Linked DNA regions of Homo sapiens: region 1 is linked to region 2. The links are chromatin contacts, found by Hi-C in ENCODE. All regions are on one chromosome and are shown on one strand. The core of a region is the stretch at or near the end of the contact, and the rest is flanking DNA. Distances in the headings are between cores, read along the strand shown. Region 1 overlaps GALNT2 (polypeptide N-acetylgalactosaminyltransferase 2). Region 2 overlaps GALNT2 (polypeptide N-acetylgalactosaminyltransferase 2).

Region 1 (6,219 bases), core at 369-2,868, 40 kb after region 2:
TATATCTGAAATTGAAGCTTATTTGCCCAGCTTGGCAACTTCCGCTGGCTCATTTTCCCTTAAAGTTTTCATATTCCCAGCATGTTCCCACTCCATTCTTGCTGCAAATACAGTCTGAAGTTTGCTGGCCCAGGGAACTGACAAAGCCTCGTTCCCTCCCCAGCATTGCCTTCCCCTGGGGCAGTGTTGGAGGTACCACGGCTTGATTTTCATGTTGGATGCTCTTTTTCCTCACATCCTTACAGCCCTTGGACATGCCCTGGTTATCACCACACAGACCCCAGTTCTCTCCCCATATTTCATTTTTTCCTATGCATTTCAATATTAGAAAAGCCTGACTCACATTTTCTTTAGGGAGGGGCAGGGAGAAGATTTCAACATTCACCCTCACTGCCGGTCTCTCTCTTCAGCTACACCCACGCCCCCAGTCCCCTTCTCTCTCCTCCACACCTTCTTTTTTGGCTTTGTTTTGGTTTTCATTGAGTTCTGTCCAAACATCGAATATTTTTAAGCTGTGAGGAATGGGGGTGTCGGGAGGAAGTGGCCAGTCTCTTGTCAACACCCTGTTTCTTTTCCTGGCTGGCAGGTTTTGATTGGAACTTGGTATTCAAGTGGGATTACATGACGCCTGAGCAGAGAAGGTCCCGGCAGGGGAACCCAGTCGCCCCTATAAAGTAAGTGCCAGCATCCTTCAGGGTGCCCCTCCCAGATGAGACCCCAGGTTCCAGCTTCTTTGCTGGGCCCGCACCGCCTGGAGACCCAGTGGGGGCTGTTCACCTTCTGCCCTCCGGTTTCCCCTCGTCTCAGCTCAAAGATGAGCACCTTCCACCAGGTCATAGAATAAAATCCTTGGAGATTTCTTTTCCACAGTTGAAGTCTCACATAGGTTTATAAGGCCTATCTGCTAGGTCTGTGCATTCCTGTATGTTGATAATGTAGAGCGTTTCTGTAGCAGAGCAGGATCTCCGAGCTGACCCCAGGCCCAGGAAAAGGGGCTTGGTGGGCAGCAGGAGGCTTACTGCTGCTACTGCCCAGCAGGCCTTTGCTCTCCTGCAGAGGAAGGAGCCCATGCTCATGAAGCCCATGCTTTTAAGATTCCCAGGCCGGGCGGTGGGCTTTCTGGTTGAGAGTCAGGATGCCTTCTCTAGCTGGGGAGAGAAGGGGGCCACCTCTTCCAAGTTGGCACACGGTTAAGTGAGATAGCATTCACAGAGTACTTAGCGCTGAAATATATTTGCTGACATTTAGCCAACATCTGCAGTGTGCCATAGACCTTCCCAGCACTTTACACTGAATTCGCACAGCATCGCTTCTGGGAACAAAGTAGGGAGCTCAGTGTACATCTGTTGTCAACCCCTTCCTGGGATGATGAAGTGAGGAGCATGGTGGGTTCCCTTGTAGGAGGTGGAGTCTCATCTATGATAGTGATAATGAGAGCTGGTGCTGTGGAGCATTTCCTAAGCGTGCTCAGGGCTTTATGCCCATGATTTTTTGCAATCCTCGTAGCTACCCTATAAGGAAACTGACACACAGAAAGGCCGAGTTCTTTGCCTATGGCAGCATGTCAGTGAGTAGTGATCCAGCCCCAGCAGTCGCTCCCACATAGGGGAGGCTCAGTCCAGCCCCTGGCACTGTGGGAACATCCAGGCAGGGACAGTGGGGGAGGCATTTGAAGGCAGCAGTGGTGAAGCAGAGAGAGTGGCATGCTGGGCACTGAGCAGAAAACAGTGGCAGTGTGGCTGTTCTGAAGATCAGCTTATTGTTAGGGAATCAAGGCTTGGCCTTGGCGCAAGGGTGCTGGCAATCTAACCTTGACTTTGCCCTCTCCTCCCTCCCCCCTCTTCTTTCTGCCTCTTTAGAACCCCCATGATTGCTGGTGGGCTGTTTGTGATGGATAAGTTCTATTTTGAAGAACTGGGGAAGTACGACATGATGATGGATGTGTGGGGAGGAGAGAACCTAGGTATGTACAAGCCTCAAATCTCAGGACAGAGAAGTGCCTCAGCTCTGCAAAAGGCAGGGTGCCAATTGGAAAAAAAATTTAAAAGGCTTCAGAGTGACCATTCACTGGGCTTAATCGATCCTTGCAAACACATATGTAACACCCCTTTTGCTCTTGAAAGTCTCATGAGTTGGGCATTAAAATGTGCCTCCCTAGGTTAGAGTGGAGGATGCCAGAATACGGATAAAGTCTTTGAAGGGAAATGCAAACTCTTTCAAGGCGTCTGAACCCAAGTGTTTGGAATGTTGCAGGCTTGCAAAAACAGAGGGAAACAGTCCAGGAGCTCAGATTCATGCTGAGTGGTGGAGAGTGGAAAATGAACCCCGGCGAGGCTGGTGGGATTGATTGAATTGAAATCATGAAAATCCGATGGGGCAGGGAGGCCTTGGCACTTAATCCCTTCTCGACTACCTTTGCGAATGGTTCTCATTTGTTTTTCTGTTTGTTTGTTTTTTTGTTTTTAAATACCCCATGCAAATTATTTTTACCCAGGTTTAGGCACAGCAAAATTTTGCACATTGTGGTCTATATTGGTAGCCTTATATTTACTGCATAAAAGATGAAAAGATGTGTTTTGTTTGTTTAGGGTTTGGAGTGGGGGAGATCTTTTTTGCTTGTTTCAATTAAAGCCTTTTGTTTCAAATGCTTGACATTCTGAGCGAATTCTCCTGGGCTGCTGAGTGTTGTTAACTTACATTCGTCCTTGGGTGAGTGTACCCTGGAGGACAGGGGAGAAGGAAAGGGGAAAATGAGGCCACTCATTTTTAATAGTTTTGAGACTTTGAAAGTTTTTGTTACTTTAAAAGAAAAGACTAGCCTAGCCTATTATTTTTCCATTGTTTTATGATGTTGAAGTCAGTGATACCATCTCATCTTTGAGGATTTCTCTGCCTTGGTTTGATGTTGAAAGCTTCTTTAGGCTCGATTACTATACTGCACGGGTGGAGAGACCGTGAGTCAAACTCCTTTTGGGTTGTTTTAAAAAAATGATACATTAACCTCTAGGGAAAGCTTGGATTGAAGTCACTTGAGTACAAAAGGCTTCAGAATTGTTAACCCTCTAAAGAGAGTTCTGTCACCCTGTTCCATGGGTATCCCCTAATGGTTTAGTGGAAATCCAGCAGGCCAGGGTCGCCCAGTAGGGCAGCGTATCGTGTAGGTGGCCATTTCTCAAAAACAGTGTGGTTTTCAGAAGTTTGCATACTATTAGCTGAAATGAGACATCAGCCAGCATTTTGTGTCATCGTGTAGGAAGAGTGTTGATTTACATATCTAAGGAGGCATTCACCCAGAGACTGGGGGGTAGATTTGTTGTAAGGAGCTGCTTTATTGTGGTTTGGTGTTTGTATTTATTATGTAGCTGTGCTAGAAGGTTCTAGGGTCTGAGCGGTTCAGGTTGGGGTGAAGATGAACCCTGCAAGCAGGAGCACATCTCTGCCCAGGAAGGCTGGGGCATCTGTCCCTCCGTGAGGGGCTCTCCTGGGTTATGCCAAGGACTTGGACTCCCAGTGAGGTTTGGAGGGCTCAAGAGCTTCACGTGAGAAGGCCATGCCGTGAGCCTTTCTCCTTAGCACTGCTCTAGCTTCTGCTTCTGGGGGCCGTGCACACTACTAGCCATTGCCAACCTGAGGGGCCTCTGTGGGTGTGCATTGGGAGAGGTGTATGGTGCAGAGAGGCCCGAGTAAGATCCAAAACCACCTCCTCAACGTGTGCCCCGCTGGAATGACCAGAGCTTCCCATTTTCCTAATCATGTAAGTCCTTATGTCATTTAAGCAATTAAAATGGAGGACCAAGAACCTAACCCTTAACTCTAACAATGGGGGTAAGGCTCCTTGGGGGCATCATCTGTGTTTCTCTACATCCCTGTCATGCAAGGATGATGCTAAGTACTTCCAGGGAATCATCTGTTTGTGCTTTCTTAACGGAGTGTGGTCTGCAGAGGTCATGACACCTTGCCCAGGGTCTCAGAACCAAGATGTAAACACTAACTGCCTAATTAAAAAGCCATTGAGTTTTACTGAGTAATTATCCTCAAAGTTATAGGGTTCAAATGAAATCAACGCTGAAGATACTGTAGTTATACTTAGCCTTGAAAATCTCCCACAAAAGCCCTGGAAGGATCCCTTGTTGGCTTAACAGATTCCCCATAGAGAAGCCAAGGGGATTTCCTAGCCCCTAATTCTAAATCTTGTGGTGAGGCAAATGGATATTTAAATTTTATTTTCTGAAATAGAGACAACTTCTTTTTTTTTTTTTTTTTTTTTTGAGATGGAGTCTCGCTCTGTCACCAGGCTGGAGTCCAGTGGCACATTCTTGGCTCACCGCAACGTTCGCCTCCCGGGTTCAAGTGATTCTCCTGCCTCAGCCTCCCAAGTAACTGGGATTACAGGCATGTGCCACCGTGCCCGGCTAATTTTTTGTATTTTTAGTAGAGACAGGGTTTCTCCATGTTGGTCAGGCTGGTCTCAAACTCCCAACCTCAGGTGATCCGCCTGCCTCGGCCTCCCAAAGTGTTGGGATTACAGGCATGAGCCACTGCGCCCAGCCGACAACTTCTTAGGTTGTGTTGGGAACTGTAAAAAGTAAAGTCGGAAACTTTCACTGCTTATGCTTATGTGATTGTAACCATACATTTTCTATTAGTACAAGAGAGTTGCTTATTAAAGCCCCGTAACAGCTGCATGGATCACCCATTCCTAGTGAGTGAGGCATTAGTTTGCTGGACCCAAGTAGAAACTCATGGTGTTCTGACCCCTGTGTTGTATTTCCTGCCATGTGCCTGGCATTCTGGGCACCTGTTGCCATAACTAGGTTGACTGCCTGCAGGATTTGCCATCAACTCACTGTATGGTCTGTGATGGACCCACCCTATTTCTGATCAATCTGCATTGGTGACAGTGACTGCACACTCTGTAGATACTATATGTGTATATTTTTACTTCTTTTAATTTGTTAATTGACAGATAATAATTGTGCATATTCATGGGATACATAGTGATGTTTTTAATACATATAATGTATGGTGATCAGATCAAGGAAATTAGCATATCCATCATCTCAAACATGTAGCATGTTTTTGTGTTGGGAACATTCAGTATCCTCCTCCTGGTTATTTGAAACTCTGTATATATTATGGGTCCCTAGAGTCACCCTACCGGGCTGTAGAACACAAGCAAGATCCCTCTTCTCTAGCTATAATTTTGTATCCTTGAAAAAATCCCTACTCCTTCCTTCCCAGCCTTTACTATCCTCCGTTATACTTTTTACTTCTATGAGATCAGTGTTTTTTAGCTTCCATGTATGGGTGAAAACATGGTATTCAACTTTCTGTTCTTACTTCACTTAATTTCCTGGGAATACTATCCAGCCAGAAAAAAAAAATGAAGTCCTGTCATTCACAGTAACTGTTGATTTTTGTCCTGCCTCCCTAACATGTTCTTAGGGATCTTAGATAATACAGAGGAAAATTCCCTTTTGTATTATACAAACCTGGTAAAGAAAAACTGTTTTTTGCCTTTCAGAAAATTCTTAGTTTTTTTGTTGAATCTGTTTCTTGCATTCAGTCGGACCCCTGACTCAGACTCCAGTCACTCACCTAGTCAGTGGTGATAAGGGCAGGTACCTGGTTGGAAGGTACCTGTGTGTCACAAAAGGCACACCAGTCAGTCTAAGCTTCGACTGAGTTCCAATGCTCAGGGCAGTCTGTGTGTTTAAGTAGGTGTGGGTAGTGCCTAGACCTACACATCTCATTCCTCCTGCCGGTCAGTTCTGTGTTGAAGCAAGTCAACAGCAGCCTTCCCCAGGGAGCATTCCTACCTGGGCCAGCTGGTTACTGACTGGTCCAAGCCTGTGAGCAGCGTGCAGATATCAATCAGTTACTTGACTGTCCTTGGTCACTACCATAGTCCATAAGGCAGTCCCTAAGTCCATAGTCCGTAAGTCCAAACTCTGCCTGGAGACTTGAGCCTGCTAATACACAGGGACTTGTATTTAATAAACTTTTCCATTTGAGGGAAGGGATTATTTTTCCCTGGATGAGAAAAGCCAAGATGCATCCTGGGGTTCAGTCTGTTAAAAATAAGTTTTAGAGAAAGATGGCATATATGGTTGTCTAGAATATGTAACAATAAAGCTTAATTGTACATATTTATATACCTTCAGTGTTGCCTTTTCCCACGGTGTTGATACGAAGCAAGTGCAAATGATCGTGAGCCAG
Region 2 (6,493 bases), core at 535-3,034:
ATCAAGACTTAAAAGCAAATTAAACCAATGGGAATTCTGAAGTTTCTTTTTTGTAGTAAGTGTTTGTTTTTTCTCTCTCTCTCTGCGTTGGGAAGCTGTTCTTACTGTCCAGGCAGAAGGTAATGGAAAGTAGCATTGGTGGTGGTGAGAAGTGGTCTGGTGGGCTATATTCTGAAGGTGGGGCCAACAGGATGTGCTAATGGACTGGAGGGGGGTATGGCTTGGAAGAGGGTGCCAAGGATTGTGGCTGGCACAAGGGAAGACCTGCAGTCTCCTCAGCTGAGATATAGGGAGGCTGTGAGTGGAGCAGGTGTAGGGAAATGTGGACATGTTAATGCTGCTCAGTGTAGGTGGACCTGTTTTGTAGGTGGTGGGATATGTGTCTGGTGTTCAGGAGGAAGGTCTTAGCGGGAATGTAAATTTGGAAATGTTCAGCGTATGGATGGTATTTAAAACCGTGAGGCTGGGTGTTAAGCCCAAGGGAATGGATGCAGACAGAAGAGGCCCAAGGCCTGAGCCCTGGACGATTCCAACATTGAGATCTTTAGCTGTGAATCTGGAGCCAACGGCTGACACTTGAGGACAGTCTAACACTGTAGATTGCGTACTATTTTAGGCTGTGTTCCCGTGATCAGGAGATATAATTTTATGAAGCTATGCGACTGTGAAGCTAAAAGGAGCCTCAGGGGAGTGTCTAATTCAGTGGTTCTCAGCCTTGAGCTGTGCCACCCACCCAGAGCGAAGATGGAAATGTGGGGGTGGAGGATCGGGGGTTGTTAGAATACCCGTGGGGTGCTCCTGGCATTTACCACCAGGGCCCAATGAAGCCACATATTTCGTATAGCCCAGGTTGGTCTGGCACATTGAAGAGACTGTCCTACCCAAATGGCCACAGGGCTTCCTGTCAAGCCCTCATTTACTTATTTCCCCCCATTAGTTAAAAAAAAAAAAGCATGTTGAAGTTGTTTTTTTGTTTTTTCTGTTATTGCTCTGAGTCATACCTGCCTTCTCCATCAGCCAGCCCTCAAAAGCAGGTTGAAAGCCATCACCTCCTGAGCCTTGTAGCCCATACAGGCCCCACAGGAAGTCTCTGTCCCTCTGACTAGCAGCCGCATGGAAGTATGAGTGTGTTGTGGACTGAATTGTGCCCCCTCAAGTTTCTTACGTTGAAGTCCCAAACCCCAGAGTGACTGTATTTGGAGACAGGTCCTTTGTGGAGGTGATTAAGGTTAGAGGAGGTCCTAAAGGGTGGCGCCCTGATCCACCTGTCCTACAGGACAGGTGTCCTTATAGGAGGAGGAAGATGGAAAGAGAGATTTTTTTCCCTACCATGTGAGCACACAGCAGAACAGGGCCACCTGCAAGCCAGGAAGAGGCCTCACCAGGAACCAGATCTGCTGGTACCTTGAGCTGAGCTTCCAGCCTCCAGAGCTGTGAGAAATACAAATCTATTGTTGGGCCAGGTGCAGTGGCTCATGCCTGTAATCCCAGCACTTTGGGAGGCCAAGGCGGGTGAATCGCTTGAGTCCAGGAGTTTGAGACCAGCCTGGGCAACATAGCGAAACCCCATCTCTACAAGAAAATACAAAAATTAGCTGGGCATAGTGGCTCACACTTGTGGTCCCAGCTACAAGGGAGGCTGAAGTGGGAGGATGGCTTGAGCCTAGGAGGCTGAGCCTGCACTGCACTTCAGCCTGGGTGGCAGAGCAAGACCTTGTCTCAAAAAAAAAAAAAAAGTCTATTGTTTAAGGTCCCGTCTGTGGTATTGTCAGCCCAGGCTGACTAATACAGAGTGGAAACGATACAGCATGACCGGCAGGCCAGTGGGAGGACCGGCCAGCCAGATCCTGAAATGACTTGGGTAACACTTGCCTTCATTTTCTCTTAAGCTCTTCTGAAGCCTCTCCCCAGTGTTGTCTGGTTCAGAGGTTCCTGGGGTAACATCCCCTTGATGCCTTCTTTAGAGTGTGCTGCGCTTAGGAAGTGAGTGTCGTCAGGCTGGAGCGTTTCCGGGATCCAAACTCCTTTCCAGGAGGGTTTTGATTGTTTTTGCCTGGAAATGCATCTGATAAGAAAATAAAGTAGAGGAACCCAGGAAGTTTATGAAATCTCTTTCTCTCTACTAGGGAAAACTTGGGACAGTTTACATTGAAATTATTTACAGATGTAAAATGAAATCAACCTTTAGGGGGGAAACCATTTTCTTTGTTTTCTTCTTTCCCCTGTCAACTAGACACCGTTCCTTTTGACTTGTTTCATTAAATCCTTTAAAAACAAGAACTGCTTGTTAAAGAAACAGGTTTCCTTTGGGTTTCAAACGTTTAGTTATTAGAAAGCTTTTCTCTGCCTTGCCACCACTACATTTAAAATGTGGGGTTTTGAAACATTTTTGTGTCTCACGCTGAAATACCACTGCCTGAACCATTTCCCTACAAAGGAACCTTCTTTGAGAGGAGTGTGTCCAAGTTGTACATCTAATCGGTTTATCTTTAAGTCAAGAATATGTTGTTTTTACTCTAGTTACAGATTATAGTGGCTCACCCTTTGTTTAGAAGAATTACTAAAGAACTCTATTTTGACCACTTTTGAAATGTCTGCCTTTAACACAGCCAAAACATAGGTCAAAGCTCTTAAGGGTGTATTCTTTTATTTATTTTTTAGGGGCATTTAAAGAGGGCAGACATTGAAGGCCTGGGTTGTGCTGTTTACTCTCACTGGAATGTCAGTATTGATATCAGTTGTTTTAAGAGTGGCTAATCAGGATTAAGGATTGTGGGGAAAGATAAAATCCAAACTTCCCATTCTTATTCTGGAAGAACAAACATTGCTGAAGCCAAGTGAAGGTTTTCAGCATTAAGTCAGCCAGCTTGGAGGGAGGCTTTGGCTAAGGCAACTATTAGGGGACTCAGAGTTTTCTTTTTAGGGGGGCAGAAGATCTAGGGAAATCCACACAGCTCCCCAGTGGGAGTGTGATTGGAGACCCAGGCAGGGCTGGAGCTTTGTCCTTATGTTGTACTTCTCGGCAGCTCGCGGCGTCTCATAAACATGCGCCGCTGGCCTCCTGAGATTCTTGTGACGGAACCGCTGCTCCATGGTAGAGCTGGCCCGAGCACCCACTCCTCCCGCATCAATTTGCTGCCCAACTCCAACTCTGTATGCCGCACCACAGGGTCCTGGTGGAGGAGATGGGAGGCCACACGGGGTGTCACAGGTGGGGACAGGCGCTTCTCTAGGCTTAGCTGTTCTGGCTTTGTTGGCATTTGTGGCCGTGGGGCAGGTGGAGTTTGGGTGTGGTGTAACAGTGAATGTTTAAAAGCTTGTTCAATAATCACAGTAACAAAGCAGTTCATTGAACATTTTTTGGTATCAAGGCCCATGCTCAGCCTTTTGTGTGCATTAATTTTATTTAAGGCTGGGCACAGTGGCTCACACCTGTAATTTCAGCTCTTTGAGAGGCTGAAGCAGGAGGATAGCTTGAGACCAACCTGGGCAATATAGTGAGACCCCATCTTAAAAAACAATTACTCTAGTGTGGTGGTGTGCACCTGTACTCCCAGCCGCTTGGGAGGCTGAAAGGGGAGGGTCACTCGAGCCCAGAAGTTTGTGGTTGCAGTGAGCTATGATCATGCTATTGCACTCTAGCCTGGGCAACAGAGTGAGACTCTATCTCTAAAAATAAAAAATTTTATTTACTCTGCATCACACTCCTGTAAAGTGGGTAGGGATGCTATACTTCTGATGATGTCGTATACCAGTTCCCAGAAGGCTCGGAACTCAGACCCCACTTCCAGAAAGTAGAAGAGTTGCACACAGGAGTCAGGTTCGGCAGGATGTGAGCTCAGTTTGCAGAGCAGAGGTTGTTTTTCTCATTTTTCACATTGTCGGTTGGAACATGTTTGGGGAGAGGCAGGCAGCTAGGATATCCCGGGGCCTCATAAGGCACCACCTTGTATCTAGAGAGCCTTAGTCCCCAGGGATTTTACAGTTACTAAGCCATGAAGTTTTATCACTTGTCTATGAGGCAGACGAGAAAGGTGAGCCACTTGCCTGAGTTCTAACAGGGCTCACTGGTGGAGGAATTGGAGCACTCTGTATCCTGGGCTCAGGGTTCTGTCTAACAGTTGTGGCTCCCTTACTGTCCGCTCTTCAGAGGGTCTTTCATACTCCCGGCTTTTAGGCATGAGTCTTGGCATGAGGCCTGAATGCACCTAAAAAATGGAAGAGATGGGTGTTGGTAACTTGCAGCCAAACAACCTCCTAAGGGAAGCTGGCCACACGTTGATGGGATGCTGAGAAATGGAGAAGAAATGGGGTTGTTTTTCTTTTTCCAGCTTCAGATTCTCGAAGAAAATGTATTGGAAGAGTGCACTCTATTTCTGTTCCCTTGGAACATTGCTGATGCCGTTCAGGAAGTGAGACTGCTTGTGTGTTCAGTCAGTGTGACATCTCTGCCTGTCAGTGTGACATCTCTGCCTGCTGTTGGAAGGGTGCTGGCAGGCTCAGCGAGATATACGAGATGTGGGGAGTGGGAAGTGGCCAGCAATAATGGCTCCTTGCTTAACGGGTCCCCCACCAACTCATCCCAGGTTGTAACTTGCATCTGATATGCACAGTTCACACCAAAGCCATGTCATTATTCATCAGCGTGCTTGTTTATGTTTTGTTTTTATTTTTTGTGTCTTTATAAAACCAACTTCTGGTTTCAACCACAGACCGTTCTTTTTCTTCCCTTGATATGTTTCCTCTTTTTTTTTGGTCTATTTCAGGCCTTCTCTCTGTCTGAATTAAAGAATGCATTGAGACTGGTATAAGTAGACTGTATTGATTTGACTGTAGAGATTTCGTTTGTGTCGATGTTGGCATCTCTGAAGGGCCCGTTTCAAGTCTCCTTTTCAAAGATCATTAGCAAACGTATTCTCAAAGCTTAACCCCTGAGTGGCTGCCCACATGTGTGGCTCAGTTTCCCCATCTGTAACTCTGGGTTATGGTTTGGGCAAAAGCACAATGATGCTAAATGAGTTGTGTGATTTGCTTTCTTTACTCTTTAGTCTTTTCTTTCTGCCATCATCCTGGGAATGCAGTGATGACCATGAGGATCGTCTTTGTTGTCAAGAAACTGTAGTCTTCCCGGAGAGGCAGACAAGGAAACAGGCAATTACGTAGCCTAGTAAGGATAACCTAACCACCTCTAGACCATTTACAACAGAGCTCTGTTCTTTCTATTTTAGACCTGTTTGTGAGTTTCTGTTATTTTCTTAGTAGACTGGCCCTTTTATCATTATGAAATGCACTTCTTGTCAGTGGTAATGCTTCTTGTTTTACAATATCAGTAGAGCTGCACCATCTTTCTTTGGTTTCATGTTTTTGCATGGTATACATTTTCCCATGCTTTCACTTTCAAACTTTTTATGTCCTTATATTTAAAGTGTATCTTCTGTAAGTAGCCTATAGTTGGATTTTGGACTTTCATCTGCTGTGACAATCTTTATCTTTTATATGGTGTATTTAGTTCTTTTACATTTAATGTAAGTACTAGTTTATTGGGGTTTAACACCAACATCTCACTGGTTGTGTTCTCTTAGTTCCACCTGCTTTGTGTTTCTTTTTCCCTTGCATCCTCCTACGTTTTTTCTTCTCTGTTGGTTTGCTAAATTCTTGACTAGTAAGTCCACATGTAGAGCCTAATGTAAATGAATAATTTTATTACTTCTTAGACAATGCACAGACCTTCTAATAATTTACCTTCCACTTACCTTCAGCCCTTTGTGCTCTTGTTGTCATTTAGCTTAATTCTTTCTTTATAAACTCTATAGGATATCTTTTATTGTTTTATGCAGTAAATATCCTTTTGATTTATTCACATATTTATATTCCCATTGCTCCTCATTTCTTATATTTCTATTTTTCTACCTAAGACCATATTCCTTCTGTATTTCATTAGTATTTCTATTAGTCCCAGTATGTTGGCAATGAATTGTATCCTTTTGTTTGTCTGAAAACATCTTAACTTTACTTTTTTTTTTTTTTGAGACGGAGTCTCGCTCATGTTGCCCAGGCTGGAGTGCAGTGGTGTGATCTAAGCTCACTGCAACCTCCGCCTCCCCAGTTCAAGTGATTCTCCTGCCTCAGCTTCCCAAGTAACTGGGATTACAGGCACCCACCACCATACCTGGCCAATTTTGTATTTTTAGTAGAGACTAGGCTTCACCATGTTGGCCAGGCCGGTCTTGAACTCCTGACCTCAAGCCATCTGCCCACCCCAGCCTCCCAAAGTGCTGGGATTACAGGTGTGAGCCACCACGCCCGGCTTACTTTTGTTTTTGAAGAGTCTTTTCACTGACTGTGAAATTCTGGGTTGACAGTGACTGTCAGCACCTTTACGTTGTCTTTCAGTTGTCTTCTGTTTTTTGTTGTTTCTGGCGAAATGTCTACCGTTAGTCTTGTTCTTTTTGAAGACATTTGACTTTTCCTTCCAGCTGCCTTTTCAGATATT

What was found. A loop is a pair of places that touch in the nucleus more often than their neighbours do. Pooled maps may share reads with other maps.
Region 1: a loop to region 2 is called in a pooled map, with 7 times the contacts of the local background. The contact joins two enhancer-like sites. A Hi-C loop is called at or near these places in 2 of 168 maps with a recorded cell type or tissue (adrenal gland and heart left ventricle), 6 of 37 single-sample maps with no recorded cell type and 17 of 50 pooled maps.

Annotation. Positions count from the first base shown.
Region 1 is chr1:230,248,598-230,254,816 of GRCh38, forward strand. It overlaps GALNT2 (polypeptide N-acetylgalactosaminyltransferase 2), which reads left to right. Exons shown (of 16, transcript NM_004481.5): 9 at 587-674; 10 at 1,860-1,963. Among named protein-coding and RNA genes, the nearest start is that of PGBD5, 170 kb to the right of the region's middle. RefSeq lists enhancers at 2,746-3,407, 3,408-4,068, 6,177-6,219. Within about 2 kb of position 1,619, at least 3 of the 41 ENCODE cell types and tissues checked have a DNase peak (open chromatin) inside an H3K27ac peak, as active enhancers do.
Region 2 is chr1:230,208,103-230,214,595 of GRCh38, forward strand. All of the region lies in intron 3 of GALNT2 (polypeptide N-acetylgalactosaminyltransferase 2), which reads left to right. Among named protein-coding and RNA genes, the nearest start is that of GALNT2, 140 kb to the left of the region's middle. Within about 2 kb of position 1,785, at least 11 of the 41 ENCODE cell types and tissues checked have a DNase peak (open chromatin) inside an H3K27ac peak, as active enhancers do.